Linked DNA regions of Mus musculus: region 2 is linked to region 1. Evidence: chromatin loops called from intact Hi-C (ENCODE). Cell type or tissue: heart. All regions are shown on one strand. Each heading gives the region's core, and the rest is flanking DNA. Links, peaks and the distances in the headings are about the cores only.

Region 1 (15,685 bases), core at 3,875-11,874:
GGCAATTAACCACGGAGAACTCCGGATCTTTCTGGACAGCTCCAAGCTCCCTGGCGCCGCTCTGATTAGATGCTTTCTACAGTCCCCCCGTAGTCGCCATGTGACAAATTCGGTCTCTCTTGCTCTTTTCTCATTTCCTTTGTGCGGTACTGGTGCGGAACCGCCCAGCACAGACTTCATTTCAGATGACTTTATTTCCACCAGTATCTTGGTTAAGTTGCAAGGACTACCACATCTGAAGCACTTCCTTATTTGCAGAGTCCGTTCTCGAGTGTAGGAACGTGGGCTCAGCATGTCCACCCTGTCGTAAGTCTCTCCCTGTGATTCCCTTTTCTTTGAAGTGATTCACATAATAAACTGGACCATACAATTTGTCTTCTTAGAACCAGGCTGTGTACTAGAGACCTGAACAAATTAGCGCTAAACTGTGCTTTGGAAGTGTATTCGGTCACTTAATTCATACAAAGTTTGAGATAGTTCAGGTTACTGGTTTGTCTTAATAGGATAAGAGAAAAATTTGAAGCTTGGATAAAAAAGAATTGAAGCAAAGAGCCTGATTCTTGCTTGTTTGAGATGGGTTTTGTTCTGCCACCCAGGCTGGTCTTGAACACACATTCCTCCAGCCTTGTTCTAAAATGAATGAAAACAAAAGGTGAAAACGGCTTTGGTCTGCTGCCCCTGAGCTCTGCCTACAGTCAAGCCAAGCTCTTCTTGTTCCCACCAGCCAGTTGTTCCTCTATCATCCATCATCGAAAAGGTTAAAGAACCCATTCTATGTGATGGGTAAAGTGAGGATGTCAGACGATCTGTGCCAATGTCACACATACTTCCTCAGCCTCTGTGTGTGCCAGGAACTGTGCAAGACACTGGCTAACTGAAGGCTGAGGATAAGTGACAAGTGACAAGGAGGGCCACAAATAGGTCTAAATATAATAACTTTGAAAGGTGGGACCCAGATGGCAAGACTCAAATTTTAAAAGTATAAAAGTGTCAGGTTAAGTGAGTGAACAGTTCTGCAGTGCACCAGTATGGGAGGGAACCAAAGATTTGTAGCTGAGATTCTAGTGTTATGAGCAGGCAAGAGATGAGGAGGGAGGTTTAGGTGGGAAACAGGGTGAGAGGAATGACAAGGGTCTAGAGGAGGGGTAACTAACATGGAAGATGTTTGAAGAAAACACAGGGAACTTGTAAGTCATGTGACTTGATGGTAAGGTGTACTGCTGAAGAGATGTCACACCCAGCAGTCACATGACACCCAGCAGTCACATGACATGGAGAAGCCAAGGAAGCTCCATCCCTGCTACTGATTCTCACAGAACTGGAAGGTGTGTGCTTGGTTAAGTTGTGTGCTGTGTGAGGGCATCTCCCCTAGCTGTGGACCTTGAAAATTGCCGTAATGACCAAGATGGCAAGGCAGGACCATGGATATAATAGCGGCATGAACGTTATAAAGGTACCCAACTCCTTTCTGGTTGGATTTAAGGCCTACTCCATGGAAGAACTCACATTCCTGGTACTGAAAATCTAACCAAGAACCTATGACTGGGGAGCTCTCAGGCTCCAGAGTTGAACCTACTACTATACTTCTGCTAAATGGACATGGTATCAAAATTTGTGTCTCTCTAAATTTGCATCTCTCTGAATTTGTATCTCTCTAAATGTGTATCTCTAAATTTGTGTCTCTCTAAATTTGTATCTCTCTAAATGTGTATCTCTTTAAATGTGTATGTCTCTAAATTTGTATCTCTCTAAATATGTATCTCTTTAAATGTGTATGTCTCTAAATTTGTATCTCTAAATTTGTATCTCTTTACCCATAGACTAGGACAATTCTCAGTCCTCCTCAGAGAAGTTTTTGTGCAGTGAATGGTAGTTAATACAGAGACTCACAACTGGTCAAGGTGTAGGAATAAATGTCTGTCGAGAACTCAGAAACAATAGGAACAGCTTTATCAAAGCCCCTCAAAAGATTGGGGGCCCATCATGGTACCCCAGTGGGAGCAAAAATCTTAAGAAGCAGAGGTAGAGTGATTTCCTGGTTGGATATAGCTCTGGTTCACTGCCTAGCACTGGGAAAAAAAAAAAAAGACAAAACAGAAAGTAACTGCTGTGGACACAGGCTTTTCTAGAGTGATGCAAACAATGAAGAAGACTCAAGCTCTTTGAAAGGGAAATCACTTCTGTTTAGCTACAAAGAGGGGTCCCACTGTCCTCCTAAGAAGAGGTCCGTGCAAGCATGCCCACTGTGGGGCTCGTGATCAGCTTTCTGGAAAAGAAGCAGGCTGTGCTTAGTCACTTCCGAGGAGACAGGCAGAAGAGGGGACACAAGCTGGCAAGCAGTTATGGGAAAGTTAGGCAAGCAAGATGATTACTAGTGCCCTTGAGAAGAGGACCTTCAATAAATACTTATTTCTCTGGAAGGCAAAATACATTCATTCTACTCAGGGCTCTGTTTCTAGCTAAAAAGAAGTCTTGCACAAATGATTTCACTTCAGTCAACACTTATACATTGGCAAGTCTGAGAATAAGGAAACCCTGTTATTTCTATTTATGGAATATATTTTCACCGTTACAGCATGGTGTAAAGCTATAAATGAATGGACACACTATTCGTTTACCCAACACGTATTTCTTGGGTGATAGAATTTCTACCAGGAACTGCGAAGTGTCTCTGAATAAGGCAGACAAAGCCCAATCATGTCATTGTCAGTAGGTTTGGGGTAGGGATGGGGACACAGATAGGCAAATCAGATCACTCAATATGACAGTCACCAATCATATATCAAGTGTCACTAAGCCAATACATGAGCAGACAAAGTGTTTGTGGTGTGTGTATGTGTGTGTGCACGTGTATCTACATGTGTATTGTGTGTATCTCCGTGTATATGTTCATGTATATGTGTACACATGTGTGCATATGTATGTATGTAATAGAAGCTACTTTAATTATTATAATCATGGAGATTCAGTCTGAAGAGATGACATTTAAACTGAAACCTAAAATTGAGAAGGAACCTCCTATGTGCAGAATAAACAATGCAAAATAATTTAAGGGAGGGAAAATAGAAAGTTTGAAAGCAGCAAGCCAAGGTGTCACTGTAGTGAGAATGCTGCGCACCACGAGGGAAGCTTGTGAGATCCAAGGATCAGTCCCAGTCAGACACGAGGAATCTCCAGAGGTCAAGTTTTTAATCACGCAATAGTGGTGTGAACAGAGGCTAAAACAAAATGGCGGCAGTTGGGAGATGGTAGAAAATGATATGACATCTTAACAGTAACAAGAAACGCTACTCAGAAAAATTCCTTTTCTAAAGCAGTGTTGGGAGGCACATCTACAGACCTTCATGAATGGAACACAAGAATAACTCCAATGAGCTCCAATGGAAACAGATCTGAGAAGCCCTTCAATAGATATGTCCCGGAACACTGCAGAAAATGTCTACCCATGTGGACACAGGAAGGCAAAGATGGAAGAGGGAAGTAGAGACTTTAGAGACTTTTAAAAACTGTTTATTGTGTCCAGTGAGTAGACTACAGAAAGAAACCCAAATTACTCAGCTCCTACTCAGTCCTGTTTTGATTTTGGTTTTGTTTTCATTTGATAGCACGAGGCTCAAAAATTCTATAAAACGAGAAAGTCAGGGGAACAACATTAAGGGCTGGGGTCATCTCTTAATAGGTGAAGTGCTCACATTGTAAGCATGAGGACCTGAGTTTGATCTCAGAATCCCTGTGAGACAAAACAAGACCAAGCATGGTGGCCCTTGTAATCCCAGTGCTGGGGGGACAGAGAAGTATCAAGTGTGATGACCGATCCCTGAGCATAGCCCCAAGGATACCGATTTGATTGGGCATGGGTCATACTGGATACAAATCTGATTAGACTTGGATCTGACTGGACATGGCTCTGGATCTGCAGTTTGGGGACATGTCAACGCTGCCTAACTCTATGTTCATGAGATACCGCTTTCACTTTCTGAGTCTCCTTTAGTCTCATCTGGAAAAGAATCGAGAATGGTGTCAGTGTTGGTTGCTTGCTGCATAAAGTGTACAAAAGATTGTAAAAGACAAGGTGAGCCAGAGCTCTGTATGACCAGTGGAGATAGTGAAGATGACAAGGACAATAACAATGATGAAGATGCAGGGGGATGAAGATGAGGCTGTGATGATGAGGATGATGGTGATGACATATTATTAGTTCGGAGCAATTTTCTATATCTATTCTTAAAGAAGATGATGAAACTTTATGATAAAAGATGAAAGAAATGAAAAATCCTTTGAGAACAACGTTTTATAAGAACATTCACATCTATTGTGACAGAAACGACTTCAATAATGCTACTAAGAACTGGTAAGCAGGAAGTACTTATTTGCGCTTGATTTCTAGATCAGCACAAGCAGTAACACTACAGGTCATTATACAACAGTGGTGTTTTACCAGGGTATGGCTTTTCCCCTGCACTGTGGGACCTCAGTAGCTTGTTTCAACATTTCGGCTTCCTCTACACAACTGTTTGATCCTGTTGCCTGTCCTGAAGTTCAGTGTTGTGTGTACGCAGGTGCGAGGTGCAGGCACACATGTGCACAAGGAGATTAGAAAACATTCTCAGGGATAATTTCTCAGACAGTAACCTCCTCTAGTATGTTTGAGACTGGATCTCCCTCTCACTGTATGCTGGACTGGCTGGCCAGCAAGTCCAAGGAACCTACCTGTCTCTGTCTCCCCGGTACTGGGGTTAGAAGGGCAAGCCACCATGCTTAGTCTTATTGTTTTGTTTCGTCTCACAGGGGTTCTTGAATCAAACCTAGGCTCTGGTGCCTGAAATTTGCGCACTTCACCTATTGAGAGATGATCCCAGCCAGCCCTGAATCTTGTTCCCCCAACTTTCCTGTTTTATGCAATGTCTGGGGCTAAGAGCATCACTTCTGGAGACCTCAACAAGAGGATTGCTGAGGACCAGTGAGGAACTATTCTGTGCTTCGATGATGTGTTGTTAAAACGATTGCTGTGGGAGGTTCTAATGAGCACCTGTTCCCAAAACTTGAGGTCATTGGGATGTTCTGAACAGTAACACTGGGATAGAGCACATATGTAAGACCCCACTTGGAGAAGCCAGTTCTTGAATAAGCACTGTTTGCCCCACCTCAACAAATCTCTTTCCACAACACAGAATCATCCTAGTACAATGCAGGGAGTGGGGTGGGTGTGCACTACAATTTAAGAAAGTCAGGGGAAGGGAGTCTGGCATTTCTTGTTAATTTGATAGTTATTTCTTAAGCAAACAACTCACAGGCATTTGAAATGAGTTATTTATTTTGCTTCCGATGGCCCTGTCCCTGAACAAAAGCAAATGTACTATTAATTCTCATTTGCAACACTACTTTGATTTCCAATTCCATCTCAATTTACTTTTATGCTTTGTGGTGGTGTGTTTACGATGGAGAGATATTATAATGAGGGAGATTGCATTGTATCAAACCAAAGGTCTATATGACATCATTTCTTTTCTTTTCGGACTTTACCTGTCTTTTGGTAAAGTTTCCCTCGGTCTTTAATATCACTAATCTGCGGATAGCTATTTCTTTTGGAAAGTTACCCACCCCTTCTCTTTTTGCAAAGGACCTCTGCGTATTCCATTAACTGCTAGATTGGTTCCACAATGTCTTCATAATGGCTTTCTGCCTCCTGGGAGATTTCTCTCTATCTTATATCCTTAATTAATAAGTTCTTTACCAATTGCCACACAATAATAGCGTATTCTTTTAAGCCGAGAAAATGTGTTGGTGCTTGTGAACTTACACTAGGACCCTAGCCTAGAAAACCTCAGTTGGTGCTCCTGATGGAAATAACAGTGGGTGTTCTGGTCCTAAGAGAGGTGTAGAGCACAACTGAGCCCACAGCCTTCATGTGAGCTTAGGTAGTGGGTGAAGACAACTGGGTGTCAAAGAACAGATAAAAGATGAAGATTAAGAGCACCACTTCTGGAGTCCTCAAAGAATGATAAAAATACAAAAATAAGGCTACCCATCTCTACTCATAATGCATTTCAAAATATGACTTCTCATTCTCTGGAAAGGTATAATCCAAAGCACCTTTGCCCATTTCCATCACACGATTCATCCATCCATCCGTCCATCCGTCCATCCATCCATCCATCCATCCATCCATTCTTCATATGTTTTATGTATGTGAGCTTTAAATTGACAGTGGGGAATAAGATAAAATTCTCACTTACAGAGAAATGTTCTATGTTGACTTTATTTCAGAATGACCACATGCATAAGAGAGTATACGATCAGGAAAGTACTAGTTGAATATTCTTCAGATGCTGTAGACGACACTGCACTAAGAAGACTTGGACACTATACTGTAATAGAATGTCAACCTGAAATTTTTCAGAGAATGAGGGTTATCCCAAGCCGTAAAATGAAATGTCACCACACATTAAGGTGGAGGAGGAAACACATTAAGGAATGAGGGCTTGTTAATACATTAGAAGTGTTAAGTTTTAGACAATTCTAAAGTATTAGGAATTAGAGCGGGTCGAGGAAATTGTTTGGTCTGCAGGCGAAGAAGGAGAATGAGGGTGCTTTCTAAGGTCAAATGCCAATGAGCAATAACTGGACCTGCTATGCCACCTAGTCCAGATGTGGCCTCCTGAATTGCCAAATCACCTGCTTTCTTTGCATTTCCTCTATGCTAGACCTTCCTTGTCTGGCATCCACACAGTTGAAATGGCCAAATTCTCGACTGTCTTCTCCCAGAGCCCATCCACTTCTCCACAGGTATCTCTGAATTATCTGCTTCTACAGGAGCATGCGTTCCTCATATTATGGTATTCGGGTCAATAGGGCACATCATTCTTAAGCCCCCTGGACTGGTCCCGAACGTGTCTATCTAGATTCTCATGTTTTATTATGAATTCTGTGCGTTAGCCCCTAGCTGTTATTTCACAGAGCAGCCCTCTCTATGAGCTGGCTTCCTTCCACTCTGTTGCCACCCACCTAACACATGCCAAGGACTCTCCATGCCAAGGATGATTGCTGGAGCCATTTGCTTATATAAATATCCTTTATTCACTAAAATGAATGACCAAGAGACACAGTTCTATTAAACTGCACAAAGGCCTTTCACTTTTTTTCATTGTCTATTAAAATTATGTCCATTTTTCAAAGCTTATCAAATGCACGTTTGTATTTGGTGTGGCCTTTCATGAAAGTTTCCCTATGGCTAAAGTTCATTCTATCAGCATGTGTTTATTGGCCACAACTATAAATGTCTGGCTTAAGTGATATCTATAGCAATGATGAACGTAGAACCAGGGCATGTGTGAGAGCATGTGCTGTTGCTCCGTCATTTTGGTGTCATTCTTCCTTAGCTGATTTCCTGAATGTTTCATTATCTTCCAGATTAATTATACAATGTGTGTGTCTTGTGATATTTTCCATTAGCAATACTAATGACTTTCCATGAACTCCAATTTAACCAACACATCAATCTACCACTACTCACGTGTCCCCAGCTTAGACATGACGCAACTCCAAGACCGAGCCACCAGCTAACTTCTCCAAAGCTGTGAACGTGGAAGGTGGTATTCAATAACTGAATATATGAACTGAAGCTTTCACACAACCATGAGGATACGTGGTGGATTTTAGTGCTTTTTAAAAACACAAATAACAATTTACACAATTCATTTATGCCAAAGTAAGACCTAAGACCTATCGCTGGGGACAGTCCAATGCAGGAACTTGAGTTGGCTAAGCAACTCTCCAGCAAGAAGACCTTCATTTAGTGCTAGAGTTGCTTGCTAGAAGAGTTATAAAACTCCAGAGGGCGGTGGCAACTCCACACCACGAAGTAAATAACAGCAGCCATTTAATTACGCACGTTGCGGAGCGTGAGTGGTGGGTCTCGTGAGGTCTTTCATCCTCCAAGGTTGTGCTCCGGGCGCCTTTGCTCCCTTGCTTCTGGGTTGGCCTATAATTCATCTGTGGATGATTTGCAACGCTGAGAGAGCTCACCTATCTCTGTGCTCTTACGGAAAGGCAAAATATCCTCAGGAAAAATGCTGCCTCGCCAAGGAAGCATACAGATAGTAAAGACCGTCAAAACACACAGGAAGGGCTAAATCCGGATAAGGAAGGATGTAATTCCTTGAGCTGGAATTTAGACCGCAGACAAGGATTCTTGCAGGAACACTAAGTTTCCTGCCCTGTGGGAGGTCCGAAGCAAACCTCTGGGACCAGACTGCCTTCAAAGGCTGAGCTCTGAGTTTCCTTTAATACCTGGCATCTTTGGTCTCTTTTGCGGAAGTCTAAGTTCTCTCGAAGAAAATCCTCGCTTACCAGAGGTTCAGCTTTATGGATGACTGAACAGTGGAGGTAAAAGAAAAGATTTAAGAACTGGCAGGGTTGTGAAAGCCAGCGTGTATGAGCGGGGGCGGGGTGGGGTGGGGAGGAGAGAAGGAGGAAACCTCTTTTAGAGGCAGAGACGCTATCCCCAGCATCCCCCAAGCAGCTTGTAGATGGGTTTCTTCTGTCTTTTCATTTCTTAGGTACTCTGAGCCTGGTGCTTAGTGATTTCGCCCACACTGCTGCAATGGAGTCACTAGGCTGTAGGGGGAGCTCCTGCCTCCTTGGTGAATTCCGAAGGCTTGGAAGCTGCTTCCAAAAGCATTTAATAGGTGGCAGGGCCTCAGAGGCCCACAGCTGTCCCCTGTCAGAAACGCCCTTTGCTGCTCTGCTCTCTTGGAGAATTCCATTTCTTTCATGTTGGGCTAAAGCAGCCTGAGACGTCTTAAGGTGAAACTCAAACAGTTTAACAGTTACTCATGAGGGTCAGGTCGATGGGGGTTGGATGGAAAGGGGAACAGAGAGCTATGGTTTTAATGGGGCTAAATTTCTCTTGTGGGGAGATGGGAAAGTTCCAGAGACTCATAGTGGGAATGGCGGTCACACTACAAGATGAATATGCTCAATACCACGAAGAGTGTGTGCAAAAAATGGCAAAATGGTAGATTTTTATGGTTCATGTTACCGCAGTCACAAATGTGGAATCGAAGAGACTCAAAGTCTAAACATGTTGGTGGATTAAAATACCGGACTCCTGAAGCAAGGCTATGCTAGCACGCTTAGGGACAACTTTGGAGGCTTGCAGATGGGGTTGAACCTCTGCAGTCAAGCATCCTGCAAACTGAGCCTCTGTGGGAAACACTCTTGGAGAAAGCCGAAACTGCAAATGGGGAACCTGAGCCCTTCAACACGCCTGTGTAAGGCTCTGCCTCCTTATGTGTGTGCATGCAGTACAGGTATGTGTGTATGCATGTTTGAGTGTGTGCGAACACAGATACACGTGTGTGTTTACACGTGGAAGCTCACTATGGATGTCCAGAATCATCTCTAATCACTCTTACACCCTAGTCAATGAGACAGGATATCTCAATCAAACCCAGAGCTGGCTGATATGGATTGTCCCTCTAGGCAACTAGCTCTGGCGCTCTGTTTCCATATTCCAGGACTGATATTACATGTGAGCCCTCATACCTCCGAGTCACTTACGTGGGCTCTGGGGATCTGAATTTCCATCCTTAAGCTTGTATGGCAAGATCCTAACCACTGAGCCATCTCCTTAGCTCTGCTCTCCGTGTCTGTAGCTCAGCTTCCTATACCATAATCTCCTTAAGTATCCTTCCCTAAGCCCCACCAGGACAACAGAATGACTAAGCTTCAGATGTGAATGTGGGTCAGCTAATGCAAAGAGAAGTCAAGTTTCTTTGCAAGGTGGTCAGTGATAAACGGTAGGTAGCGAAACCAGGGAGCAAAGCTGAGGGAAACCAGGGCCCAGAGCAGAACTGTACCCCAATACTGTGCCTCTGTAAACCAGAAGCATGCTCTCAGAAGATAACCCTCAGCCTCAGACCCAGGTTAATGAGGCAGCTCTACTCACTCTTGTATCTGCTTATATTACTCTCACTGATAAGTAGAACCATGCGTGTCAAGGCCTTTGGTCACAGAAATCTTACATTAGTAAGCCTTGGGGCTGCACACTTGGCTCCGGCTTGGAAGGTGTTGGGGTTTCCTAGACACAGAAGATTCCTGTGATACAACCCTCTACCCTTAGCTCCCTCTGGGTTACCCTAAGAACAGGTACCATGGCTCTATTTCATGTTCTTTGCCCTAAAGGCAACCCGGCAAGACCTCTAACATGTGCACCTGGCACTAAACCAGACCTGAAACGGGGGCTGCTAAGACCTGCTGAGAACGGAGAGGAAGAGGAAATTTGAGGATATTCATCCTCCTCTATCGGGCCTCCCCTCTCTTGTTTTGAACTGTCCAGTTCACAAATTGACCAATCACATTCCCACCCCCACACCCCTGCATTCTAGCCTGCCACACTCACCCAAGGAGAAGTTCTCTGTAGGTACTTGGCAGTTCTAGAGAACACAGGCTTAAATAAGAAGTAGCCTGGAGCACTGCAAAGACCTAACAAGACAGAAATACTTGATTCTACTTCCAGCCCAGCCCCCATTGCACCTTGACCTTCAGTGGGTCACTTAGACAGAATCTTTTGTTCACTCATCCATTCGTTCCTTTGTTTGTTTTGTTACAGTGACTCACAATGTAGCCCAGGCGAGCCTAGAATTCACTATCTTCCTGCCCCAACTTCTCCAGTGAGATTAAAGGCATGTGCCACATGTAAATGTGCAGAGTAAATCTTTCAAGTGTGTTTTGTTGTTGCCAGTGTTTGGTTTTGTTTTTCTTTTTTGAGACAAAGTATCACCCGGTAGGAGGCCAGGCTAGGCTTTTTTTTCTTTATCCTCCCTCCCGAATGGCAGGATGATGGTATGTATTCCCATGCTGGGTTTGAATGTTGTTTTGTAGTCAGATAACAGATACAGACAATTGTTGGGATCACAGTGAGAAAATTTTGTCAGCTTTTCTAGAAAACTGTCTGAGGAAAATGCACACCACAGCGCCTGGAGATTATTCTCCTTTGACCCCCAGCAGTGTCAAAACTTTGGGAATTATCACTATAAATATGCAGTGGCTGGCCTCTAGGTACTGTGTCCTCTGTCCACCTCACACTGTGATGTTCCTATCAAGGTGTCCTGTGACTGCAGATGGAGTCCTTAGCTTCTCTAAGCTCAGATTTAAATGCTGCTCAGATTCAAATCCATCTCTTCCTCCTACTGAGCTCTGTCACCAAAGCCCATTGGCTGGGAGGAAGCTCTCGGGGCTGTGCTGCCTGCTCTGAGAAGCCCTGATCTCCTTGCTACCTCTGAGCTGTCCGCTTGCTGCCTGAGGAGTGAGTTCTTTCTGTCAGGTCAGTTATCTCTCAGGACCACAGCTCTGATTGCATCTGACATTGCTACAGAGTAGAGGTTGCTTCCACCGTAGTATCTTGAACACTCAAAAGGCTCTGAACTTGTCGGAGGAGCAGACAGATGGTGCTCAGAGACTCCTCGGAGCTCTCTCCTACCCCATGCGTGTCCTAGCCTCCGCTGACACTCCAGTACCTTCCACCATGTTCTCAGTTAAAAGGATACTGATGAGAAGGTGACTCAGTGGTCCCTCTGATGAGCTAAGATTCATTTCCCAGACCCACAAGATATAGAAGGAGGGAACTGACTCTGGCAATTTGTTCTCCATGTGTATGTACATAGTGCCCCAACACCCACAAATAGAATCTAAAATAAGAGACATGCCTTATTAGTCTAGTATATAAACAGTCTTCTTAGGTCAGATGGGTGGCTCATACCTGTACTCCTACCACTGGGGAGGCTGAGGCAGGAGGATTGTTGAGAGCTGTAGGCTAGCCTGTGCCACATAGTGAGTTTCTAGGCCAGCCTAGACTGCATAGTAAGATCTTGACTCAACACCTCAGAAGTAAATCACCTCAAATATACAAAAGCTGCAGCTAAGTTCATGTTATACGGGACATTTTAATGAGTTTTTGAGACATTTTTGAACCCTTTACCTTTGGCAATACCAGTTAACTGTTTTGTGGGTTTTGAGTTGTTTCTTACACACCCAGGGAAGTCCATGAGAACAGCTACCATGCTGTATTTTGTAATCAGTGAACCCTAGAGTTTAGGGTGGCACATGAATGATAGCTACAATCTGTAAGACTTGGAGAGGGGAGAAAAAAAACCTTCAGAAGTACGCATCTTATAGAGTCTTAAGAACTAGAGCTGCCCAAAGAATGCTCTTAATCACGCTATCCAACTTTCCTCTCCTTTAGATCACAATACTCAATGTGGAGGAGGGAAGGGCAATCCTGAGCTTTCATTGGGCATCTCAGCAAACTACCTTGGTCTGACAGCTCTAGAAATTCTATTTCGTTCTTTTCTGTGTCCCCAGAGGCAGTTCCGTATAAGGTGGCATCGACACACAACTCCAGAGAATGCAGCTGATTACACACCAAACTTTATTAACCAAAACACAGAGGGTTTACATGACAGAAGCAACTAAAGGGAGAGAGGGCTTATTCTGGATCATAGTTTGAGAAGACAGTCTGTCACGGGTTGGGGGAGGCATGGAGACCAGGAGTGAGGCTGCTGGTCACAGTACATCTGCAGTTGAAAAGCAGAGAGAGGTTTGTGTTAGCCTGCTTTCTCTTTCTTATTCTGATCAGGGACCTAAACATGTAATGTTACCATCCACACGGCAGGGGGCGCGCTTCCTACCTCAGCTATCCAATCTGCATGCTCCCTCACAGACATGCCCAGGGGATTGCAATCTAGGTAATTTTAAATCCCGTTGAGCTGCAAATCTATATTAATTGTCATAGTCACCCATTTTGGGTTTTCTTCTGGGTTAAAACACAGCCGACACATGTCCACCATAGAAAGGAACACACAGAGTGAAGTCATTTCTGCACACGATCTCCCCCACAGCACAGCAAGACCCACTGAGGGATAGCTTTAAATTTTCGCTGATAACACTCTCAGGCTAACCCAGTGCCTGCCATGACAGGAGTACTACACTTGTTTATGAGTGGGAGAAGAACAACGGCATAGCGGACTGTCCTTCAAAGCTGTGCTGCAGCGTGTGGGACCTTCTAATCCTCTCATCTCCCAGATTCGATTGGCACAAGAGGAGGTAAGGATCATTAGAGTGACGGGCATGCCTGCAAGAGCATCGCCCGCTCTGCCCTACCCATACACTTAGGTTTAACAAGGGAAGGAAGTGTGAGAAAGTGCCCGAGGAACACGATGTGCAAACGGAGAAGGAGAAGATTAAGATGAAGGAGGCTGTTTTCTGGCATGAAGACCTGTGCTCTAAGTGTGGTTGTTTATTACGAATGTTGGATGCACCAAATGCATTATCCAACCTTCAAAATGAATAATTTACAGTGGGCGCTCTGCACTGGGTTTGAAGGCAGCAGGGTGATCCTGGAAAACAGGCCTGAGAGTGCATCTCAGGTCGAGTGGGGGTTGGGAGTGGATTTTCAATGTGAGTCTGCTGATGCAGATTCTGACTGTGAATCTAGATGCGAATTCTAGATGTCAGGCAGCCCCCACAGAGCACCCCTTTGTTTGAATTGTGATGTCATACATTACGGCCACTGTATCTTTTATCCAGGTACACAGGCTGATGTAACCTCCAGCTGAACCCTCTGATGTCATGAGCCAAAATGGATTCTTTCTACCTTAAATTGTCTCAATTAGATATCTGTTCACATAATATGACACTTTTCTATAAGAATCTCATAATATATATGGAATTATACATAATATCATCACAGAAAAAATTAGTATGTATTAAATGCATTTTCTTAATTTTAAAAAATGATTTAATTTTGTTAGTAATTTATTTGTGTGGAGGGACACTTGTGCATGATTTATGCATGTGTGACATGTGCACAAGTCTAGGTGAAGAGGCCAGAGAAGAATATTCGATGCTTGGCTGTATAACTCTTCTCCTTATTCTTCTGAGACAGTGTCTCTTACTGAACTTGGAGCCTGAATTCTCTGCCTAGATGGCTGGACAGCAAGTCCCGTCTAGTCTTCTGTCTCCACCCTGACCGGTGCTAGGGTTATAGAAATGTGCAGGTAGGTCTGGGTGTGTTGAAACTTGGGTCCTCGTGCCTAAGCAGGACACATTTTCATATAATAAACCACCTCCCAAACCATCTTAATGCTTCTAATTAGACATTTGTAAGAAGATCAAGTGATGGAATGCACTTCAGGCTAAGCACCACATACATGGTAGCATGAGTGTGGGTGGGAAGCCCGGGGAGTCTTTTTAAACTTTGTCAATATGAGAAGGAAAACACTCATGCAAAATAAAAGCTGGGGAGCTGAGAATGAGGCTCAGTTGGTAGAGTGCCTGCCTAGCACGAAATAAGCCCTGGGTTGAGCCAGGTGTGGTGGTGCACGCCTTTAGTCCCAACACTCAGGAGGCAGAGGCAGGCGGATTTCTGAGTTCAAGGCCAGCCTGATCTTCAATATGAGTTTCCAGGACAGCCAGGGCTACACAGAGAAACTCTGTCTCGAAAACAAAAAACAAACAAACAAAAAAAAATTAAATTGGTTTAATGCTTAGCACGACGTAAACTGTGCATGGTGGCATATACCTGTAATTCCAGCATGGAGATGAAGGCAGGTGAATCATGAGTTCGAAGCCATGCCTGGCTACATAGTGAGCAGCCTAACTCTGTCTCAAGAGATAACAATGTTGAAGTAGCTGAAAATGGTATTCTTAATAACTCCCATTAAATAGAGGTCTAATGCACGATGAGAATTCTTGTAAGAACTATACAACTAGGACTCCAATTCAAATTCCCCAAGGACTAAGCTATTATTCTCTTTAAAGTTATTGTGTATGTGTGCATTAGTGTTTTCCCTGTATGTTTGCCTTTGTATGAGGTACATGCATACAGTATTGCCAGAGGCCAGAAGAGGGCGTCAGATACCCTGGGACTGGAGTTACAGCCAGTCCTGAGCCAGTATGGTATCTAGGCTGGGTTCTTTTTAGTAGTGTGCAACCAGGGCTTTTAATCACTGAGCCATCTCTTCACCCAGGAAGATCACCGTTATTGGGACATAGATGTTCGAAGTAGAGAAACTAGTAGTTTTTTTTTTAGCACCTCTTCTTCAGAGAAGATACGGTTAGGAAACAGGAAATTTAAGGTCAGCCTTTAGATGAACTCAAAAGGCAAAAACCACCTTGATTGTGCAGGTCAGCCCTACTTTAAAAGTCTTGCTCCTCACCCAGTCCAAATATGTGTATATTTGGGGAGTTCCACCATCCTTGATAAAACCATAAGCCCTGGTTCCCGGCATCCCTCAGCGTTGCTTATTTTTACTGATCAGTTTTGGAAACATTTAATGAGAACAGGATGATACGCAAAGCAGCCATGGTGGAGAATTTTAAGAGTGGACATTTAAAAATTTTTGTCTTCAAGGCAATTTTCAAATATGAAAAGGTATAAAAAGAGATAAAAACTGGGAGCAGAGTGAGGTGCGGGCAAGGAGCAGAAGCGCTGAGTAAGATCTAGGCAACTTCTCGCTTCCAAATCGGAACCCTTGGCTCAGGCACGGGCCACTTTTAACTACTGTCTGAGTGTACAGCCCAAGACAACTTTTACCAAAAAGCCTGGGGCAGACAGACTGGGTGGGCTGCTGCTAAATCCACAAACCCCATGTCTGGCCCATCAATCCAGGGTGTTGTGTCTTCC
Region 2 (15,685 bases), core at 3,592-11,591, 1.4 Mb after region 1:
TGAGATAAGGCCTTATTGTCAAGTGTAGTGTCTATTCTTGTGTACGTTGATGCCAAAGTTAATCTTTATAACTACTCCACAAATAGATATTTTTCTACTCATATTTTATAGCTTAGGAAAGGTGCACAGGCCTATCACTCAGTGGTAAATCACTTACTAGTATCTGTGAGGCCTGGAGTTTGATTCTTGGCACCACAAAATAATAACAATATTAAAATTAATGTGGCAATTGAAATGTGGGCAATAGAGACGTACCAGAGACCACACAGGTGATCCAGAATAGAGCCTGGGGTGGGCTGAACTTGCAGTTGGAAGGGGTGGAGGAAAGGAACAAAATTCAAAATGAATATTTATTCATAATAAGAAAATAATTATAAATATAAAAGAAGTCCAGGAAACTTCACTTATATAATCTAGTGTTGTATGCATGTGTGTATTGTGCATGTGTACGTGCCTGCATATGTATATGTGTGTATGTTCATGTGTACATGAATATGTGCATGTGTGTGAGTGTATGTGTGTGTGCATCTGTGTATCTGTGTTTATGTACCTATGTGTTTGCATGCATGTGTATAAACATGTGTGTGAGAGCATGTAAGTGTATCTGTGTGTATGTATGCATGTGTGCATGAGTGTGCACATGTATGTTAGCATGTATGTGAGTGTATATGTGTATCTTGTATGTCTGTGTATATGTGTCTATGTGTTTGTATGCATGTGTGTGAACGTGTGTGTGTGTGTGTGTGTGTGTGTGTGTGTGTGTGTGTGTGTGCGTGCTGTATGTACCCATGTGTGTTCATGCAGAGGTCTGATGAGGACATCTGTTGTCTCGCTTTGTCACCCTCTGCCTTATGACCGTGAGACTGGGTCTCTCACTGAACCAGGAACTATGCTGGCAACTAGCCCCAGCCAGCCTCCAGTAGAGTCTCAATGGTGTTGAGGTAGCAGGTGTGTGCTTAGCCATGCTAGACTTTTACCTGAGCGCTGGGGATTTGAACACAGTTCCTCATGCTTGTTCAGCAAGCACTCTTACCCACAGAATCATCTCTCCAGTATCCAGCACAGTTTTTAAAATATCTGTGTCCCATAATTCCTGGCGTCCTTCACTGTGATTTGCATATGATTTGCGTATGCCTTTTCATTGTCTGTCCAGCCGACCCTGGCACTTCAGCAGATTTTTATTGCAGTTCAATTTTTCCCTCTCACATGGTGATCACAATATCACGATTTCTTTTTAAATTGGTTGAGGTTTTGAAATGAGGTCTTAAGTACCCTGGCTCATTATTATGCTTCATAAACAGGTAGGATAACTGTCAGATTTGTGGACATCTCTACGCAGGATCTCCTTTGGATCAGAGTATTTCAGATCTCTGAAAGTGCTCTGTGGTGAGTCTCCTGATCTGGGGAGCTGACTGTATTAACTGTACTCAGTGGGTAGTATCTGTCTAAGCCACCAGTTCTCAAGTTTGGGGGTCACGACCTCTTTGGGGGTCAAACAACTCTTTTACAGGGATCACATATCAGATATTCTACATATCATATATTGAAATTACAATTCATAACAGCAGCAAAATTACAGTTATGAAGTAGCAATAAAAATAATTTTAAGATTGGTGGTCATCACAACATGAGGGACTGTATTAAAGGGTCATAGTATCAGAAAGGGTGAGAACCACTGGTGTAAACTATAATTCTCTCTACTTGACTCATGTTATCATCAATGTCACCCGCCCATCTGCAAATCAGCAAGTCTTAACATTATTGGGTTATTATATTTCAGATACATTGATTCAAGTCCCAATACAGTGTTCTATTGCAGTATTACTACTTTGGGAATGGTCTGAAATTCATTTCAATTCTCCAGTTGATGTCAGAAATATTTTAATTTAATACTTATTTTCATGTTTTACATGTGTATGCATGTTCCCATGTGTAGCGGTTGATATGCACAAATACATATATGCTGAGGCCAGAAGATAATTGTGGAAACCATTCCTTAGATGTAGTCCATCCACCTTTTTTTCTGAACAGGATTGCTTACTGGCCTGGAACTTTATATGTAGGCTAAGTCCTTACTCTTCAGTGCCAGGACTACTGTTAGTCCTGTAGATGGGGGGTGGAGGGAACATTTCTTTGACTGTCTGATTATGACAAGCTGTGTTTATAAATGCACAGGGGACCAGCCAGATGACTGCCTCCCCTAAGTTGGGGTGTCAGAGAGTAGCCCCTCACTGGTTTTTTTATGCAGAAGGATTAGGGCTGATAGAAAAGAGCTGTTGAGATGATCAGCTGTTAGCACCAGGACAGAAGAGTAGGAAACTCTGGGCTCAAGGCTGCCTGTGGGGTAGATACCAGCAAGAATACATCCTGATTAGCCCAGAAACGTAGAATACCCAAGATATAAGATACAATTTGCTAAATGCATGAAGCTCAAGAAGAACGAAGACCAAAGTGTGGACACTTTGCCCCTTCTTAGAATTGGGAACAAAACACCCATGGAAGGAGTTACAAAGACAAAGTTTGAAGCTGAGACGAAAGGATGGACCATCTAGAGACTGCCATATCCGGGATCCATCCCATAATCAGCTTCCAAACGCTGACACCATTGCATACACTAGCAAGATTTTGCTGAAAGGACCCTGATATAGCTCTCTCTTGTGAGACTGTGCCGGGGCCTAGCAAACACAGAAGTGGATGCTCACAGTCAGCTATTGGATGGCTCACAGGGCCCCCAATGGAGGAGCTAGAGAAAGTACCCAAGGAGCTAAAGGGATCTGCAATCCTATAGGTGGAAAAACAATATGAACTAGCCAATACCTCCCCCCCCCCCCCCCCGGAGCTCGTGTCTCTAGCTGCATATGAATCAGAAGATGGCCTAGTTGGCCATCAGTGGAAAGAGAGGCCCATTGGTCGTGCAAACTTTATATGACTCAGTGCAGGGTAATGCCAGAGCCAAGAAGTGGGAGTGGATAGGTAGGGGAGTGGGTGGGGGAGCATGTGGGGGACTTTTGGGATAGCATTGGAAATGTAAATGAAATAAATACCCAATTTAAAAAAAAAAAGAATACATCCTGTGGAAGGGGCGTCATCACAGGTGTTGAGGAGTTTAGCAAGACAAAGGGATGGGTATACATCATGGGGTTACAAGTTCAGCAGAGACTGAGAGACACAGTTTGCAGGATACATTAGGCTTAGGAAACAAACTTCATAACAATGTATAACAATGTAACTCCTGTTTCAGTTACATCCTACAAGCATGTGCCACCATGACATGGCTTCTGAGGTTCAAACTCTGGTCTTGTACTTACAAAGTAAATACTTTAGCTGCTAAGGCATCTCTTCTCCCGCCATTTTTTTTTCATTTTCTCCACATTTACCTAATATTTTTTCCTTTAAATCTTTCCCTCATTGAACCTCATTTAGTAGTCTATGAATTTTTATATCCTGGCTCTCCCTACATTGCCGCATGCATGTGTGCTCCAGCCTTGGCAGCTCTTTATGGGACTAACCGAAGCCCTGTAGGTCATCTGTGAGAATGAAACTGTTTTCAGAATAATACTAAGTCAATGTACACATTAAGGTTTTATTATGTGTATATGTTTGTTTATCTGTGTGTGAGGACCATGGGGATGTATGCTGTGGCTCAAAGTATGGAGAGCAGAGCAGCCTGCGTGAGTCCGTTCCCTTCGTATGCCATAAAGACCCCAGGCAACGAGGTCAGGTCATCAGACTTGGACACAAGCACCTTTACCCACTGGGTCATCTAATCCACCCCACTCTCACCCCATCTTGGGTATCTAGCAGCATTTTCCAGGTCCCATGTGGCATGGGTTACAGCAACAGAGAAGCTGAGGGGAGAATTTAGCTTCTGTCTGAGACACTAGGCCTTAAGCTGGCCTACAAAAAAAGTGTAAGAGAACGTTATTCTTCTCACAAATTTAGTTTTGGGTATTGGAAAATGTATTTATGCCACAGAAACGCATCTTTATATGAGTTTATTGTTATTTTTTAATGGATTTGATTCTAGGATAGAACACATCTTCTGCTTTAACCCACATGCACAAAGGTTGTTTTGGTTTGATTTGGTTTGTTTCCTTCAAGACAGAATCTTATCCTGTAGCCCAGGATGACCTTGGATTCCTGATCCTCCTGCCTCAGCCTTCCAAGTGATGGGTTTACAAGTGTATGTCATTAATCAGGCAGGTAGGCTTTGGTTTTTTCATTTTTTTTCTTTATTAGTCAACTGCCATACCCTTCCATTGAACAAACAAGAGTGTATTGAGTCTATATTCAAGAAATCATTCTTTTGGGTGTAAAAATGATTAGAATTGCATCCCCTCCCCAGTTTCTCGATCATCCGAGAGCAGTAGCATCCATGAGGCTGTGAGCTACTCCCCTTCTTGGACTCTTCTTTTCAATTTTTGCGAGTGTGTCTTAATTGTGGAAGCTAATGAGTTTCATTATGACTTTCTCATCCATGCATGCAATGGGCTTCGGCCATTCTCCTCGCCAGCCCCTGCCCCCACCCCCTTTCTCCGACAGTCTAATGCACACACATTTTTTAAGCTGAGAGATCATCGCGTTAAGCAGATGAAGAAAGCTAAATCTGGGTGCACCATTGTGTCAGAGTCCTGAACACTGAGTCAGGTCTCTCGGGAGACAGCTTGACCTGGTGGGGAATTGATCCCCATGTAAGAGCCCACACTTTGGCTTCTGAGAAGTGTATCATCTACACAGAGAAACAGAGGGAGACAGGTTTGAGCCAGCCCAGGATTTAGGTGAGTAATCCCAGAAGAGTGAATGTGATTGTCTTAATTCTGACTTTAAAAGGCTAGTTGCATTTGGGTGGCAGAGAAAAAAAAAAATCAAGGACAGAAAGAGAAGACAGAGCCAAAGTGCTAGAAAGGAGAACAGGGTCAAGGTCACTGCCCTCCAGGGCAGATTCTCAACCTTCTAGAGAATTCTTTCCAAGTTATGAACTCTCATCTTCAGTTAATGTGCATCAAAATCCACTCACACATACATGCATGTGCACAAGTACACACCCACACAAGCACTCGTGCAAATCGCCTGCCTTCTTCACACCCTTGAAGTCCACCCGTGGGCCAAGTTTCAGAATCACTTTCTTTTCCTTCCATGTGACAATGACAGATAACCAGTCAGGTGTTTCTTTTTCAAACGAAATCATTTGTATTATTTTTAATTCTATGCATGCGTGTGAGGGGTGTATACACATGCTTGCAGGTGCCTCTGGAGGCCATAAGAGGGCATCACAGGTAGTTGTGAACCACCTGGCAAAGGTGCTGAGATCTGAACTTGAGTCCTCTGCAAGAGCAGTCAGTACCCTAACCGCCGAGTCCTCTCTTGACCACTAAGTCCTCTTATCGGCAACCAGTGAAGAAGCCTTTCTCAAATTGTAATGTTCCTCAACTCCTCCCAAGCAAGACTGACATAGTTCTGGGGTGCTTTCTGGACACCTAACCCTGGTAGCCACGGTGGAGAAGACAGAGGCTCAGGACTTGTAAGATGAAGGAGAAAAATCTTTTTATTACTGTGACCTTCCCTTCGGACACACTGAAAACAGACAGGTTCTCAGCCTCCTCTGCTCTCTCTCTTTCTGGTCTTGCCCCATGGTTACGGCTGCTCACAGATCTGTTTCTGTCCACCCCGGCCACTCACCACACCTGCCGGACAAGGCTTGGATCCTACAACACAGTTCCAAAACCTGGCCTCTCTCACCGCCTGGCATTGTGAGCCTGCCACGACACCGGCCTGGCTCGTAAAACATCCCTTTATGTACTTTATGACTTAAACTCTTTTATTTGCCTGCAGGAGCCCTTTAACAAAATCACATTGAATTGACTTTCTCACACCAAATCAAATCTCCCTGGTCCCAGTTCAGTTGTCTTTGTCAATATGTATTTTATAAATGGAGTGAATTAACAGATGCTGTAGGAACGGAAGTGCTGGGGTAGCGTTTATGGTTTTTAGTGCTCTCTCTGGGCGGATGAGCAGTGTGGAAGCAGTATACAGGTATCTTGGGATGAAAGTCATTCCCTCAGATACGTATTCCTAACCATTTTCCCCGAATATATTTTAAATCTCTTTATTACACATTTTCCCTTAGTGTTTTGCGTATATGGTTTTATCATGTATGCTGTTAATCTTAGCTTAGACTTGATGTATCCCTTAACATTAAAAGACAAAATTAAAACCTTCTCTATCATTCAGAGAGAACAGAGATTTTTTGTTAGCCATGAACAAGATCATTCCCTGACTTTAGATTATGTTCCCTCATTTGTATTATAAATCAGGTCCATGCAGTCTTTGATAGCAAATGCTTCTGAAATTATTTCATAGCAGAATTCTGGGTTTACATGCTCTAGACTCTGCCTTGAGAAAAAGTAATGGGGCCTACCAGAAAAATGAATATTTTCTTTTAAGATGGAATTTATATAAGTTTTGCACAAAAGGAGAGGGGTGGTACAGAAGTCCAGGGTAGAAGATAGAAGAGCTACCTGGAAGAGATTGCTCCCAAAAAAGTCTCCATAGGACCATGAAAGTCTTTTTAAAAATATAATGTAATATTATATATATATATATATATATATATATATATGCACTAAAATGTATGGCAGTGGTTTGGGGAGCAGGCTTAGCTGTTAGCTGTTTTGTGGTGGTGACCATAGCGCCATCTACTGCTTATCCCAAGCAAGAATGCCCTTTTAAAAAAATTTTTTTAATCTTTTTTTATTTTTTAGTACTCTCCCCCAGTTTTCTAAGTTTGCTCTGAAGACACTAATTGTAATCTGTTTCTTCTCTCTTATGTGCCTGAAATGCAGAACCCCTTGTGCTAAAACATGTCGAATGCAAACTGAGGCCAGAGTTTAACATGAGGTTTCCGACCCAGGGCTGGTTTTCACACTTTACTGTTATTTTCTTGGAAGAATGGTGTCTCTTTCTTAGTTGTCTTTGGGGAATGTATAGCACATTTTATAGACTTAAGCTATTTATTAAAGCATCAGGTGTGTTGATAAATATTTCTTCACTAGTTTTGAGCATTAAGCAAATGCTGGTGCCACACTTGCTAATGTGATTCCAAGCGTCTTCTAGTTCTTTCTCCGTTGTCTACAATAGAATAGAAGCCACCCATCGGCTGTCTACACACTGTGAAAGACTATGCAATCCTGAAATATAAACATCTACTCCTGAATGTATTGATAATTTCTATGTCTTGTTCAAAGACACTCTCCACGTTCATACAAATGTGATGGGAGCCTTTGGAAGAACAGACCAAGCCATTAATAATGCATGGCCTATTTTGTTTTTCTTTGGGCATATTTAAGATTGTGACTTCTGTGTGTCAGAGTTCAAAAGTCAAGTGCTGTGGGTGATAAATTAGGCAAGGGTCAAAGGTTGTTGCCATGCCTTTCAGAAGCTGGCCTGTCTCTGTATTTGCGGCTCATTCATGCTGAAGTGATGCACCATGGGTATTACTACCAGGCCCCGCTCTGCAACATCTGCTCTCCCTAAGTGAGTTAGTGCACGTCAGACATCTTTATGTCAGAATATCACAGTGATGGATGCAGTCTTCAGAAAATGCTGCATAAAAATCTGGTGTGCCGTTCTGGCCATTAAGTGAAATTACTATTTAAATTAATGGCACTGTCATGGTTTATCTGTGCAAAGAATGAACGCTGATTAGAGTATTAAGTAATTAGCAATTTATCACACTGGAACAAGGTTGATAATAATTAAAGAAGTAATGGTTTACCAAGGAAACTAGAAAGGGAGTCACTTCTTGTTATGTGAGTGAAATCTTGCCTGAAAACTCAGAAAAGCCAAGATGCAGCCCTTTGACAAAGAAAGCATCGTTTTCTTTCTCTCTCTCTCTCTCTCCTCTTCCCTTCATATAAAAGCAGTTCATTATCAAAATTTTAGTTGACCTGTCAAAAGTCCCTCAGAGCGATCCGATGACTGATTAGGAGTTTCGAATTAGGTCAATGTCTGCATTTTGATTTCATACTTAAAGCACGGTGAAGCCATGCAGTAATTTGAGAGGAGAGGGGAGAATTATTCTCCTCCCTAAAAGGCCAGTTTTCAGATTTTGATTGCTCCTTAAAATGGAAACACGAATAGTTTTAAGAAAATTACTAGAGGAAAAAAAAAGTGACAGTCAAAGATCCAAGGTTGTGTTTAAATGTCTGATCCAAAGGTGTCAGAGAAGTGATTCTGTGTGTGAGAGAAGCGATGTCCGTGTGTGTGAGAGAAGTGATGTCCATGTATGAGAGAAGTAATGTCCGTGTGTGAGAGAAGCGATGTCCGTGTGTGAGAGAAGTGATGTCCGTGTGTGAGAGAAATGATGTCCATGTGTGAGAGAAGTGATGTCCATGTGTGAGAGAAGTAATGTCTGTGTGTGAGAGAAGTGATGTCCATGTGTGAGAGAAATGATGTCCGTGTGTGAGAGAAGCGATGTCCGTGTGTGAGAGAAGTAATGTCCATGTGTGGACAACACAGAACCCAAGCCCATGGAGTCCACTTTCATTTTCCTGTGTCGAGAACACACATCTATAAGTAGGCATTTTGTATGAATAAACCTGTCTTTACCCACATAATTAAGACTCAGTCTACAATGAGAACCCTGCTGTGCATATTTTATTATCAAGAACATGACCCGGGAAGGTTAATAAAAATTATTAATATCATAGTTTACTTTCAATTACTTTGAAGAGTTGTCATGCCACATTTAGGTCAGCATGATACATCAAAACTCTATAATGACCAGTATCTATTATTAGTCATATAAGCGATTTTTAAATATTTAAATCTTTTAAAGTATAAACAGCAGTGTGATTGACGGTCCTTCAGAGCCTTAACTGAACAGCATCTTCCTTTAAGGGACCCACCACACTGAGGTCTACTGGATGATTTAAAAAATAAAATAAAAAGGCTTCAAAAATCTTTGGTCTGTTATCAAGAATGTTGTTCCTAATAGGGGTGTTTGTACAGGACCAGATTAAACAATTCAGGACCCAGAACACTTGGAATTTGAAGTTCTTTGCGATATCACTCGGGACTAATAATAAACAAACAGAACTCTAATTAAAATGAATCATTCATCAGGTTGCGGCACAACCAGATGCAGATTCTAATAAGACAGCATGGTGACATGCCATCTACACACCCGCATTTCCTGCACAATCTAACCCCAGAGGTGCTGTTTATTTAACTGGCGCCTTTATGTCTGAGTATATGCTAGGTTTCTTCCATGGCAATAAGTGGTAGGTATTTGGTCAGTAGGAGAGAAGTCTATTGGTCCTCCAGGTGTATGTTTGTCTCCCTTTAGGTACAAGAGTCAGTGATTCTCCCTGTAAGGCCTCTTTCCCCAGCCTGACAACCATGCCATCTGACAGAGCTGAGAGTCAGTGATTCTCCCTGTAAGGCCTCTTCCCCAGCCTGACAACCATGCCATCTGACAGAGCTGAGAGTCAGTGATTCTCCCTGTAAGGCCTCTTTCCCCAGCCTGACAACCATGCCATCTGACAGAGCTGAGAGTGAGTCCGGAAAATAGTGGTTGGCTGCCATGCTGTTGCTTTTCGGGGACCACAAACATGTTTGACTACTTTCTTTGAGGTGTGTGTTTGAGGTGTGTAGTGTATGTGTGTGTATGGTATGATATGTGTAGTGTATATGTGTCTGTGCATGTGTGTGTGTGTGTATCTGTGCGTCTGAGTGTCTGTGTGTGGTATAGTGCAGTGTACAGTGTGTGAGAGGAGATTAGAGAGTATGGTGTGTGTGTGTGTGTGTGTGTGTGTGTGTGTGTGTGTGTGTGTGCGTGTGTGCACATTGTGGTATGTGTGGTGGGTATGTGTGCTGTGCTGTGGTATGAGTCGTGCAGGGAGATGGTATGTGTGGTGTGATATGTATGATGTATGATCTTGTGTGTGTGCTGTAGTATGGAGGGTGAGGGGTGTGTTGTGTGGTGTGCTATTTGTTATGTGTGTGCATGTTGTGGTATGTGTAATGTGTGTAGTGTATGTGTGCTGTGGTGTGGAATGTATTGTGTAGGGGGATGGTATTGTGGTACGGGTGGTGTGGTATATAGGATGTATGGTTTTGTGTGTGTGCTGTGGTATGAGGGGTGAGTGTGAGTGTGTGTGTGTGTGTGTGTGTGTGTGTGTGTGTGTGTGTGTGTGTATGTGGTATGCTTTAGTGGGCTAAGAATTTTACACAATGGGTTCTGATCATGTTCAACCCCCTCCCCCAACTCACCCAATTGTGTGTTCTTTTTTTTGTCTTCTTAAATCCATCAAGGCCAATCAGTTCCCCTAAATGTATTCTTGGGTGCCTGGCCTTCCACTGGAGAAGGATCATCTCACCAGAGGTCACAGCCTTAGAACAGAGCTGACCCCCCCCCAACCCCCAGCACTAACAAGTTCTGTTCTATCCTCAGCAGTGGAGAGACTTCCTGACAACTCCTCCTCCATCGTGGGATTCGGGGTGACTTGGGCTTGCACAGGATGGTGTATGATGTCAAAAGCAGTAACCACTGTGGCTCACTGCCCTGCTGTTTCCTTGTAGGCATCCACAGCCTCTTACAATCTTTCTAGCCCTCATTCCACAGTGGTCCCTGAGCCCTGGAAGGAGAACATGGGGAACATGGGAGCATGGGGCTGAGCATTCCGTGGCCTCTTAACTGTCACATCTTGGCCAGTGTGGTCACACAGTGTGGTCACTCACTATTGTCTTTACTCATGTGCTCTATTAGAGGTATAGCTGTTGAAGTTTGAATAGCTGTTGTTGTCTTGTCAGACATGGTCTCGTGTACCCCAGAATCTCAAGATGGCCTTACACTTACTGTGTTACTGAAAACAACTTTGTACTTCTGATCTTTCTGCCTCCACCTCCCTAATGTTGGCATCACAGAAATGTACCACCATCTGGTTCCCACAGTACAGACTGGAGAGCAAATACCGGCTAGCACTCTGCCAACTGAGCCATATCCATGACCTGGGTGTATGTACCCAGTCGCATTTTGGGAGAAAGGAAGATTATGGCTGTTTCAGACTTCACAGGAGCACAAGAGGCAAATGCTACACCCCAGACAAAGCCAGGCAGAGGCTTACGCAGCCCTTACCAAGAACTACTCATCTGGGATGTCACCACATTTCCCATCTCCCTTGTGAATTTCTAGAGCTTTCTTTCTAGGACCTTTTACTCTAGCTAGCCAACTTGTGCAACATGATGTTATCATCACAAAAGGGACAGGCAGTTTTGACAAAAATCCGATCTCTTTTTTTTTTTTTTTTTTTTTTTTTTTTTACTGGAGTGTGGGCAGCATCTGGCCCAGCCGAGTGATTTCCGAACAGTTCCTCTAGTGTGTGTTCATTTCCTAATGAGTGCCTGGTGCTCTGGTAAGAAGGACCCTCATCGCACATCTAAATCACCTTGGTGGGGAAATGTTACCTTTACGGTGGCCCCTTCACTGAAACTGCCCAAGTCTGACGTTTTTATACCAAGCTTTATGGCTGCCTCAGTTTTCTTCCCTCTTTTTATTTGATATTCATATATAACATTTTATTGTTGCAGGAATGCTGTGTTGTGGGCAGGATTATGTGAATATGTCAGAGACCATATGCTGTTCAGCTTCCAGTGGAGAGTCTAAAGCACATGTTAGAAAGGATGACCCCACACCAGTGAAATGCTGCGGCACTGAACTGAGTCCAGAGAGCCAGCGATGCTGTGATGGGGTTGGATATAATCCTTTGAAATATGTTTGTTCTGATGAGATTTCAGCTGGAATGGCGATGAAGGTAATTGATAGAAAGCCGCTTGGAGGTGCTGCTCTGGCGGTGGAAAGAGAAACACGTTGTTCATAACTATTTTTCTAAAATAGGAATATAAAAACTCATGTGTGCATTATTCATTTTTTGCATTCTATCCATATTAATACAGAATGAGTTTGTCATGATTGATGCTAGCGCAGTGAATTCTAAAGGAATTCCAGATGATTAGCTGTTCTCTGAGAAGCTCTGCCCAGCACTTCAGATGAGTAGAGGGCTGGAGGTGCGTGCTCCCAGACCGTGCACCGTCCTCCCTGCCCCTCATACAGCGCCATTTATAGCCCTGGGTGCTGTGACTGCCAACTGTGATGCTTCATCGCAACTGTCAACCCCCTGTGAATTAGAATTCCTGAGACTCACACCTCTGAGTGTGTCTATGGGTGTGTTTTCCAGAGAAAATGACTGAAGATGTAACACTCATTTTAGGGTGTGTGGGGGCGTGTAGGCAGCACGGTTCTATGGGATGGGCAGATGGTGAGCTGAGTAGCAGCCTTCATCTCTGTTTCCTCAAGTAAGACCTGTTCTCCCTATCTGACTTCATGAAGACGAGCCTCTCTGTGGGCTTACGATGATTCACAGTAAGCCTGGTGGTCTCTGAAGCCTTGAAGATGGAGCACATGGCCTTGCACATGACAGACAAGCATTTACACTGTTGGTAGGCTGCATCCCCAGCTTTCAAATGATGAAGGGGAAGGTACCATTTTGCCCTGGAGTTCACCACTTCCCTTCTGGGGAACGCACTTTCACCAACGGTTTAACAATTTACTGTCACTTTTGTGTTAGTTCCCACCACTTAGTTGGCCCTGGCCCCCTTTAATCTGTCCACATTTTCTTCCAGCTCTTCCCATCCGCTGATGAATTTCTTATCTACCTCGGTGAGGTGTTGCTTTCAATTTATGTTTTCACATTTCGATTAATTTTTTTAACAATGAGAACCATTTTATTTTAAGGGACTTTTGGGGCTTTGGGAGACTATATTTATGATTTTGATGGTATTGGTAAGGTCCTTTTTGTTGGTTTGCTTTATTTTTCAATGGTGTCATTTGTTTGTTTAGCACAACCTTGGCCCTTCTTTTCTTTGCTCTACTTCTGCTTGCCGGAAGCCTATTCATCTTTAATGTTTTGTAATTGCTTCCTTCATCAGAGGCTATCTGAGGACTTGCTGTGCGTGGTCATTCGTGGTCTGTCTATCCGTGGGAGGAATGGCAGAGTAGTCACCAGGCAGCGAGCTTGTTTGCCAGGGAGTTGGTGGGGTGACTGAGAATGGTAACCCGTGTCCTAGGCCTCTAGGCCAGGCTGGGAGTGGGTTTGCGGAGCTGCCTGCTGTGCAGAGACTAAGAAGCCACAGGAGAGCTCCTGCTCAGAGCTCTGAGTTTGACTTCCCCCTTTCCCTTTCGCTATTTTAAATCTGGGTCCCGACTCTGTCCTTCCACTGTGCCCTCTCTTCTCCTCTCCATCTCACTGGCTCTTCCTCAGCTTGTCTCATTCTGGCATGCACTGCCAGCTGCAGCCAGTAACAGCACACACACACACACACACACACACACACACACACACACACACACACAGAGCGATGACACCCTGTCTTAGGACCCACCCCTGGAGCCACCCACCCAGGGAGCCACCCACCCAGGGAGCCATCCAGGGCAAGTTTTCTAATTTTTCATGCCATACCAAAGACCGCTACCAGACACATGCTCCCCTGTTCTCTATCAATCCTGCCTAACCACTAAGCCAACCCACACATTTAGAGTTTTGTTGCTTAAACAGACTATACTGGAGTAAAAAAGTTCATATAGGTGATGACTCCAAAGAATATGATTTTCAGCTTTGTTTACATGTTAATTTTTGTATGTGTTTGTGTGTGTGTGTGTAGTATATAGCATGACTTATGTGTATACATTAGAAAGTGATCACCAAACAATTTAGTATATGTGTAACTTTCCAAAAATACCAGTTTCTTTCTGTTTTTAAGTTTCTGTGAGTGGAAGAAATGCTTCAGACCTGTCCTTTTAGCAGCTGGATTTTCTTTGGTTTGCTTTGCTTTGCTTTGCTTTGGTTTGGTTGGTTTGGTTGGTTTGGTTTGGTTGGTTGGTTGGTTGGTTGGTTTGGTTAGTTGGTTAGGTTTGGTTAGGCTTGGTTTGGTCAATTTGGTTTGGTTTGGTTGGTTTGGTTTGGTTTGTTTGGTTGGTTTGGTTTGGTTTGGTTTGGTTGGTTGGTTGGTTTGGTTTGGTTGGTTGGTTGGTTTGGTTTGGTTTTATTGGTTGGTTGGTTGGTTTGGTTTGGTTTGGTTTGGTTTGGTTGGTTTGGTTGGTTGTTTAGAAATGTTCATATCATATCCAGTATTAGTTAGGCAGTGTTTTTCCAAGCAGCATCTTAGAAAGCAGTGTCACCTCCTAGCACCTCACAAACATCACACTGGGACGGGAAATAAAAGACTCTTGGCTGAGTTGTCCTTGGATACTCTTCCCACTGCCATATATATATATATATATATATATATATATATATAATCAGATTAGAAGGCCTCTGCTAATACACATGGGCTTGGAAAATGGTGACTTCATAGCTGGTCCTGGGGGATGAAGGAAGAAGTGTCTCTGACCAGCACAGCTCCTGCCTCTACTCTGGGCAGCTGCCTCCCAACTTTGACTGTTTCCTTAGACTTCCTTGTTTTATTTCCTGTGTGTAATCTGCTTGTTTGCTGTCCTTTAGATGGGCTTTACACAGAGAGGATGATAAATGCATACTTACTCTCCCCATTTTTAATGGAATTGCTGCCATGTTTTTCTGAAAAAAATGTTATTTTGATGAACTTAGAGAGAATAATTTACCCTTTCATGAAAGAGAGAAGAGAAATCAAATTTTAATATGAAAACTGTTTAAAGCCCATTTATTGCTTATATACAGGAATGCAATGTGAATCTGTGTTGTATGACTATTGCCCTCTCTATGGCTCCTATAATCTACAATGATTAACCCCTTAATTTCCTCAGATTAGAACATTCATCAGTAAGTGTAAAGAACCTAGCAATCCCTCAGAGAGAAGATTAACAACTGTAAATAATTATAATGACAAATGTAATACTTAGCTGTCCAAAAACTACGTATTGAGGGTCTAGCTTGGCTCTTTAAACTTTTGCGACATTTATTTATTTGTGTCTTGGGGTCAGGGACACCTTTGTGCCATGGAGAAGTCAGAGGACAGCTTTGTGGTGTTGGTTCTCTTCTTCTTCTACACGGGACCTGGGGATTGAACTCAGATCTCCAACTTGGCGTCAGAAGCATTTATGCACTGACCCGTCTTGCTGGGCCCAGTGTCAACCTTTCTTACAGCACTGGATCACAGATTCTCAGAGTCCCATCTTTTTTTTTTTTTAATTCCACATGCAAATGTCAAAGTTCGCATCGAATCCTGCAGTTCCTGTTTGTCATGAATGACCTGAGCTCAGGGCCATTTCAGGTGTCAGGTCATTTGATTCACAGACTAAGACTTCCTGGTGAATTTAGTTTCCAGTTCATGCACTCATGAGGAAGACACTTTGATAGTATATGACGTTCAAGTTCCCAGAAGTAGAAAGACACAAAACTAAAATTGTAATCCCTCCTGAGTCTCTGCTCTTTCCAATATACAACTGCTTCTCTATTAGGTGTTTTAAACTGTTTATCACAAGGGTAAAATAATTCGTCTAAGTGATACAAAAACTCATTCTATATGGCTAAAGGAAGTTCACACACCCTCCTAACCCTTTCCCAACAGGAAACCAGAGTATGTGCGACTATCTGCCCAGCAACCATGAAAGCCACAGCACACTGTGGGAGGTGTGACTTCAACGCCACCA

What was found. Peaks named below come from ENCODE experiments on the same cell type or tissue, not always from the same donor. Only the 100,000 strongest peaks of a DNase experiment are listed, where the experiment ranks them.
Region 2: it touches region 1 in a loop (7-fold over the local background); 2 of 42 quality-filtered maps call a loop at or near these places.

Annotation. Positions count from the first base shown.
Region 1 is chr1:187,439,712-187,455,396 of GRCm38, forward strand. Gm37896 (a long non-coding RNA gene) reads left to right here and starts at 8,159. Exons shown (of 3, transcript XR_865841.3): 1 at 8,159-8,385. In heart, for the core only: a CTCF peak has its summit at 8,621; no DNase peak of the experiment used is centred there.
Region 2 is chr1:188,798,584-188,814,268 of GRCm38, forward strand. It overlaps Ush2a (usherin), which reads left to right. Exons shown (of 71, transcript NM_021408.3): 50 at 11,590-11,813; 51 at 15,604-15,685. Among named protein-coding and RNA genes, the nearest start is that of Gm25269, 46 kb to the left of the region's middle. In heart, for the core only: a CTCF peak has its summit at 6,714 (motif pointing left); no DNase peak of the experiment used is centred there.